Regions from separate parts of the Mus musculus genome. Here region 2 is linked to region 1. Evidence: chromatin contacts called from ENCODE Hi-C or POLR2A ChIA-PET data. All regions are on one chromosome and are shown on one strand. Each heading gives the region's core, a stretch centred on a gene start or an enhancer-like site at or near the end of the contact. The rest is flanking DNA. Distances are from core to core; before and after follow the strand shown.

What was found. A loop is a pair of places that touch in the nucleus more often than their neighbours do. ChIA-PET counts read pairs that join two places held with the same protein, here RNA polymerase II (POLR2A).
Region 2: a loop to region 1 is called in a map of adrenal gland, with 2.3 times the contacts of the local background. The contact joins two enhancer-like sites. A Hi-C loop is called at or near these places in 11 of 37 maps with a recorded cell type or tissue (CH12.LX, adrenal gland, gastrocnemius and 2 more). POLR2A ChIA-PET finds 5 or more read pairs at or near these places in 1 of 5 experiments (embryonic stem cell).

The regions. Positions count from the first base shown.
Region 1 is chr16:43,456,587-43,460,562 of GRCm38, forward strand. All of the region lies in intron 4 of Zbtb20 (zinc finger and BTB domain containing 20), which reads left to right. Among named protein-coding and RNA genes, the nearest start is that of Gm15713, 38 kb to the left of the region's middle. Within about 2 kb of position 1,857, at least 1 of the 3 ENCODE cell types and tissues checked has a DNase peak (open chromatin) inside an H3K27ac peak, as active enhancers do; it is gastrocnemius, where a contact is called at or near this core.
Region 2 is chr16:43,504,627-43,508,602 of GRCm38, forward strand. All of the region lies in intron 5 of Zbtb20 (zinc finger and BTB domain containing 20), which reads left to right. Among named protein-coding and RNA genes, the nearest start is that of Gm15713, 86 kb to the left of the region's middle. Within about 2 kb of position 2,337, at least 2 of the 3 ENCODE cell types and tissues checked have a DNase peak (open chromatin) inside an H3K27ac peak, as active enhancers do; they include gastrocnemius, where a contact is called at or near this core.

The DNA of each region.
Region 1 (3,976 bases), core at 607-3,106:
ACAGAGCATTTGTGCTCATTTAACCTTGAGGTTTAAACTTATTCCCAAAAAAGTAACTGACTCATAGCATTGGCGAGACCCGGAATAAAGAACACCAGCACTCCTAATCGGAAAACTCATCTTGCCCCCACTCCTGAAATGCACTAAAATTAACTTTCCCTTGACCTCTCTTTCTAGTGCTATTTATTTACTGATTTAACGACTTTTTTCTATCATCTTTGTCTCCTAAAATAGACAGATGACATTTATTCAACAAACATTGGAGTGTCATGCTGTGTTTAACACACTTAGCAAGGTTTGGGAGATTCAAGTGTGAACTGTCAGCAAAGGCTGGGAGGCATGGCTGTCCTGGGCATGCGCAGGGAAAAACATAATAGTCTGTCACCATATATAAAGAAACAGTGGAGAAGAAAACAGAGATGGGCCTGGGCCAAATTGTGAGAGGTCTTGGATGCGCTTAAGCAAATAGCTAGTCGTGACAAGGATGAAAGTAACACTTTGCAATCTGTATTGCAGAACACTGCTCCTAAGTCTTTAAAACACAGACCTAGCTTATGTTGTCCCCACAGTTTAAGCAGTCAGTGGGCATACCTGATTAATTTCTGTCTTTTGATATGTGGCTCCTAATTTTCCCTTTGTATTTTAACCATTTGAGGAAACCTTTGGTGAGGAACACCCTCTGTGCACACAAATCAGGATACTTCTCTGTGCTTCTGCAGTGCACATATTAATTCTATGATCCACTGAACCAAGCACTGTTATTCTCTGCATTTCTATATTGAAAAGTTTTGGAGTATTTGTGTGATAGCAGCAATCTCTGTAGCAAATGACATTAATGGTAGACTAGAACAACATTGTGTGCCTTTAATTGATAGGCCACATAATAACAGTGTCAGACCTTTTAAGGACACACACACATACATACACACACACACACACACACACACACACACACACACACACAAATCAATTTGCTATAGGGAAGAAGGTCTGACACTCAATCCATTTAGACGCTGTAAAGCTACTACTTCAGAAATTAGAAATATACAGGGAAAAATGGAATTACATCATTGAATGTTCCTAAAATCTGCTTTAGAGAGGGCGGAAGAGAAAGGAACTGGTGTGGATGTGGTCATGTTTCCTTCTATATATGTATGAGATTCATGCAGAAAAAAATTATAATTAAAATAGAACCCATCTTAACTATAAATGCAGCCCCTGCTACTGCTCCCAGAGCTGCTGCTCCCACTTCATTTGTTCTCTGATATTTTGTTCTCTGATCCTGTGAACATCATGAAGAGTCAGGAAATGTGGACGGGGTGGGGCAGGTGTTTAATTGTATCTTGGCAAAGGCTCGTACGTAGGCTGTGCTGTGCCTAATTACTGAAGTTTAGTTTCTGCATCTTCTCTCTCCATTGGTGATTACCTTATCCCATCATCTGAGGTTTAAAGAAACTGTTGTTCACAGTTATGTCATAACGTTCATGATTCTTTTATTTCTTGAGATGGACACAAATAATATGGTCCCATAAGGCTGACTTCAACACAGGAGTGACGACATGGCCTTTATGTTTTTCTCCCACCGACCAAAAGAAATGAAAACACATGAGCAAAGGGCCCGGCGTGGTGTTGCAAAGAATACCTCTGCACCCATGCCCTGTCTTTGACTCACAAACCTTTCCCAGTGTTTAGATTTTAAAAAAAAAGTAGAGAATTAAAAACTCACAAATGCAGAGTGCATGTAATGCCATTAAGTCTAGTATAAAACTTCTTGAATCTGTCACATAAAAAAAAAAAAAGTCTTGCATCCAACGCAAAGATGGAATATCAATTGCCAGGAGTCTGTGGAGCTGGCGCTCATTCCGAGAGGCACGTGTGTCTAGAATTCCAGGGGCTCCTCAGCCTTTGGAAATCCTGGAAGTCAAAGTAAAAATCAGCCGAGTGTTTGGGAAGACTCCGACATACAATTACTAAATACTATATTTCTGCAACACTAAAAGATATTTAAACATGTACATTGAAACATTACACAAACATTTAGAGGTTGTCCCTACCCCTATGAAGCAGAGATACAAACCCACCTAAATTCTAGAAAGACTTAAGATTAAAGCCCTGCCTAAGAGGCCACTCCTTCATGACTGCCATACCTTTTACCGTCCTAAGCAAGCAAGAGGAGCTTGGAACGGAGATCGTCTGAATTCCCCAGCTCTGTCATCAGCGCTGTGACACACTCTCATTTTCTGATTCATCTGTGATGAGTAAGCACTCCCTTTTCTATTCAGTCCTCAGAGTAACCAAACTTGCGAGTTATGATGACTTATTTTATTTTTCCTTACTGAATTATTTTTCCTTACTGAATTATTATTGTTCCCTCTTAGCAAAGTTTGTGGCACTCTTTGTCACCGGTGTTAATCCATATGCAGAAAAGCTGGCTTGGCCAGTCAGGTGGCCTGAACCTTGAGTTAGTTCAGAGCAAAGACAAACAGGCAAGCTTCTGTTTTTAACCCAGCCAGATACCTCAGCTGGCAGGCAGCTCAGTTTCCTCACCATAAAATGGGTATAATAATAGCTTTCCCTTACCGCTGTGAAATATTTAGAATGCAAATCAAGCCAAACCTATCTCCTTCCAAAGTGAAGCCTAAACCAGCCTGCATAATCCTGAATGAGCCCAGATTTCAAGGGGAAACTTCAAGTGGGAAACACCTAAAGGTAGTATAATTTAGTGGTTAAAGTATGTGGACTTTGGAATGGTAGGGACTCACTCAGAGGCTAGTGGCTGTGTGATTTGGGGTAAGTTTCCTAATTCCTGAAATCTCCTCTTTCTTCTAGTAAGTTCAGGGTAACAGTATTTTTCCCCTGTAGTGTGGGCTCAGGGATTCACTCTGACAGTGCCTCTCACACTTGCCCTCTGGCAGTCCTCAAGTTAGAATGGTCCGGCATGCCTCCTGGGACACTGCCTGTGTGCCCCAGACAGGACATTTCACATTTCAGGGAGGTCTCAGGTCTGACCCCTGAAAATACACATGGATTCTTGTTTTCTTTTCATTTTTCAGTATATTCTTGTTTGTGTTACTGAACTAGAAGAAATGCAAGGCCAAGAAGAGAATCTGTTTAGTTTCTTCTAAAACATCCAAGAAAAAGTTAATGGGGGAATGAATGTATTCATCTATAAAGAATAGTTTAAGTTATTTACACACAAAGAAAACCAGCCCTTCAGGAAAACTGCCATGTCTTAGTGTCGGAGCCTCTGTGTACCCCATGTAGCTTGCTTCGTACACATCCCTGGGGTGACATATGTGCAAACGAGACACACCTTTCCTTACCAGATGCCTGAAACCACAGCAGGTCCTCAGAGCTAGGAACTCTTTCTGTTGCTACCATTTCTCCACTCCATACTCCTCTACCCATTGTTCTAACTTTAAAAGGAATTATAAGGGGTGGATAATGATCTAAGTACATTATATACATCATAGGCAAATTATAATAGAGCGCGTTATTTTATATTATTAACATATGCTAATAATAATGAATGAGGAAAGTATTATAAAGGTCTAGGGTACTTTAAAAGAGCTTGTATCTCTAGTCACGCATCTTTACCAACTTAGTTTTTTACATTTCCATTTTTAACATTTTCTTTACTCCTGGCTTCAGCTTATGTTTGGCTTAAACTTTCTGAAGACAAATCAAAGAGACTTTTCTCTACTCATCTCCTCAGCCCCCAAGTCACGCGTAATCAGGCCAGGGGAGTCATACATGCGGGCTGCTCCGGAACCAGCCGCTCCTTGAAACTTGTTTTGAGCTTGGGGAAAAGGATTCTCCTAAGAACCTGCATCATCTCTAAATGCTGAAAACCACTGCCCCAGAACATTATGTACATTCAAATTAGTGAATTAGCCTTTTCAGCTACAATTAAACTACAATTGGGTCCTTAGAGATTGACACTTTTGCTATCACAAAACTAAGACTAGGCCTGGCT
Region 2 (3,976 bases), core at 1,087-3,586, 49 kb after region 1:
TCCTCCTCTAGTCTTTCTAAATTCAACTGCTCCTCTGCCCGCTTTGCTGTTCTTTCCCTACTCACTGCAAAAGTTGCTCAGGGTGCATCTTCCCTTAGCATGTCTGTTCCATTTTTGTGTCCCTGAAATCTTGTGGAAGAAAGAATGAGAGTCCATCAAATAATTGATTTAGGGGCAAGAACATCCTCTACTTTTGCCACTTTTTTGGGTAAAAAGTTAATTATGGAATTGGAGCTCCCAAAATACCAGTGGGGTACATCAGCTCATTTGATCTCCCAAGTTTTTGCATCCATCTGTGTAAAGGGCATCTCTGTGTCACTTGTCAGTTATAAAGGAGAGGTAGTAAGGGAGTAGGTGTTTATATTTTGTTTCTATGATATAAATTACCAAACTCCCAGAGACATTACTTGTCCCATCTATGATATATTAGTTCAAGCAAAATGTAGTCTAGACGGAGGTTTTCTCAACAATTCTGATTGCCATGTAGCTTTGTATTCTGTTTGATGTTTTGCCTATGCGTATGTATTTCCACTATGAATTTGTGTTTGTAGTAAACATTCTAGAATGCTTATCACTTTCAAATTAATCCTCTAACAAAAGAAAAGAGAAATCAGGACGGGAACTGTATGAGCAAAGTATAGTAAACAGTTTATCTTTTAATACATGCTGTACATTTTATATTTTTATACTAATATCCTTAACTTATAATCCCAGGGAAATGCTTTCTTTCTGAAAGTTCTGCTCTTAATGTGTTTATATTTTGAGTGTCGTTTGGTAATCATTTGAGGTACATAATGGACACTAAACTGAGCAGAGGGGAAATAGCTACAAGCGCCACCACAAAACCCTGAAAATGCAGACTAGGCTGAGCACCTAAGTGTGGCTCAGAGGGAAACAACTACAACAGTTGTCCACGAGTCAGAAACTCTCTCCTCCTCTTCCTCCCATTTATGGAAAAATAAAACTCATTCATTATCCCTGGGGCCGGACACTATAAGAAAAACTAGAGGTACATATATTTTCCCATGTGTATGAACTGTACGTCTATCTGTGTTTCTAAAGGGCACAGTGCTTATGGGGCAGAGGGCAACGCCTCACTAGTCAGCCCTCCTGGCTGGGAGGGCTGAATGCCTTGTGTTTGAAGTAACTTGATAACAAGGGGTCTTTTCGGGAACCCGTCTATGTGTGTGCTCCTTCAGTAATGACCCTCAAATTAAGCCTGGCACTGGGTGGCCAAGCTAGTACTTGACCTCATGGGAAGATACTAGAAGTAAGGGAAGTCTGGGCAAATCCAAAATTTCTAGGGCCGGTCACTTGTCACAGTTGCATGTTTTCTTGCGGGAAATTCTTGAATTCCACTCAAAAGTCTATATTTTTGTAGAATTTGTAAACGATCCTAAAATGAAAGTCACTCACCAAAAATAAAAGAAACTAAGTCTTTAAAAAGTTTTAGCTTAAAGGCAAGAGGCTTGGGGATTTTTTTCTGCCCTTGCTCCCCACCCCAGCCCCCACACATACTTTGCTTGGTTTCTTTTTCTTTTCTTCTCTTTTTTTCCCCTCTCCTGAATCCTTTTGTTACTGCAGCTGTTGTACCTGCATATTTGGTTTGTGTGTGTGAGTGTCCTCTCCTCACCCTTCATCTCTCTCCCTGTCTGCTGTTTGGGGTGGCCAGAGGATTTTCTGAGAGGGACAGAGGGAGGACTGGAAGAGGAAGAGGCTGTTGCTGAATGCAGCAGTACCCCCCCCCCCAAGTCAGGCAGCCCCGTCAGCTAGCTGTGCTGGGAGAGTACAGTGAGAGGTGATAGCTGTCATTCTGGGATTCTTCGTAGGTCTGACCTGAGAGTAACACACTCAACAGTCGAGGAGAAAGGGGAACATAGAGGAGGAAGAAAGAAACGCTCTTTGAGCTGGAATACACTGGCCCTTTCTTCCTGGAGGCAATCCGCTCTGGTTCTTGGCGACGTGTCCTGCACTATCAGATATCATATGACTTTTTATTTAGATTTCTTTTTGGAGAATGGCCTGTTAGGACTCTGTTTGTTTTCTTTTATTTAATTTCCTTCTCCCTTCACCCGCTAGTTTTGTGTATCTGTGTGTCAGAGTGTGTGCACGCATGCATATGTGTGTGCAGTTTTTATCTTTGTTTTTGTTCTGTTGATCGGATGCTTTATTTAAGGACAAAGCTTTAATTATTTCAGTATAGTGGTTTAATCATTTGCCAAAAAGAAACCTCATTCCAGGCTTTTGGGGGCTTGGGGTCCATTTTTAAACACATCCATTAACCCAGGAGGCTGCAGCTCCTGATGCCTGCTGGTCAGACCTTGGCCCACTCCCCCACCCTCACTTACCCCTCCTCCTCAGCAGCGTGCACAGCAGCGTGAGGTAGGAAACACCTGTGCGGAGTTGTGAGGGAAATAAAAGTAGAGGCAACTTCTTCAAATCTGGGCTCCTGCTTTCACTTTAATAAACTTTTTTTTCCGATCTTTGATTTTTTTTTTCTTTTCTTTTTGGCACCCTCTGTTGAGCTTGAAAACATCAGAGATAGTTAAGGATATGTCCGTGGCGCTTTTGTGAGGCCAGCTGAGCACCACTGGAAAGTGGAGCAGGAGTTGCAATCTATTCAGAGACTTAAGATTAAGTAAGAGATTTAAATAAGGTCTTTGAGATCTGTGCGCTGCTCGGTCAGGGTTTGGTGATAGGTGGTAGATGGGGTATTTAGGGTATTCAAGGCAGGGAGAGAGAAAATCCCAAACTGGAGAAAGACGAGCAGTTTTGCTGCAATTAGTACTTTTAAAACCTTAACTCAATCGAATTTTTATTTTATGTATCTCAAAATTTAGCTGACCAATATGTGATCAGCTATCTTTCCATGCTTGCTGTGCAATTATACTGACAATTCTTGCTGAATTTACCCTATAATTTCATGTATTTTTTTAGTTTTGGAGAGTTCAGATTTTAGTTAGAAAAAAAAAAAGCATAACTTCTCTCGATATGCCTAAAGTGGTCTATACATTATTCTTGCCATACTGAACATACTAGATTCTGATTGTATGTGTATGTTTTTGTGTTACAACACACAAGACTGCCTTAAAGACTCAGGTGACCGCTACATCCTTCAGACCTGTAGATTTTAGCTTCTTGTTACTTGTTCTGAAATTATTTTTCATGGACCTTTAATGTGCAATGTCTTTTTTTTTTATAACCAATTGTGAGTTTTGTTGAAACTTGAAGAGAAATTTATTCCACCCCTTTAAGAGTACCCAAAAGGGAAGGGAGAACTATTCTCTTTCAGCTCAAAAAAAAAATTTTTTTTAGAAACCTTTTTCCCCCAACGGAAAACTCCAAAACAGCTCTGTCTCAGAACGTTAAACTTGGCATGGGTAAGAAATGTGAGTTTTGCTTTGTTTGAGGAAATTTGTTTTCGAGACAACAATGTTATAAATATTTTTAAATTGCCTGCTGAGCATGCGCTGTCTCTGACTTTATTCATAGTTTTAAATACACACCAATGCAATCTTCTGAATGGCCACAGGTAAGGCTGTCGGTTTGTGGGATTCTTCTCTGAGGCACCTTCAGTGAGTCTCCTCAGTTTTCCAGAAGGGAAAGGGGCAGGAGCTGAGCTCAGACCTGGATACCCTTCTAACTATCCTAGAGAAAAAGTGAATTGCCCTCTAAGGCTTGCACACTGTACTTAGGGTAAGTACTATTCAACTTTTCTTTCCTGTATGAGTTGCCTGCCTTAACTTTCTGGCTTATTACTAGCAGAGTAAATGGGGAAATTTTTTAACTCAAGGAGGAATTTGCCTGAAACAGAAGATTTGCAGATTTAAGGGCATCTATTGTGCATAAATTTAGGGATCCGCGAATTTGCCAGTAAAATGCTAGCAGCTCAGTGCTTACAGAGCAAAGATGTGCTAGTCTGAACATGTCTGAGCTCATCTGGAATCGAAAGCTAAATCTAGGTGGGCCTGTTATA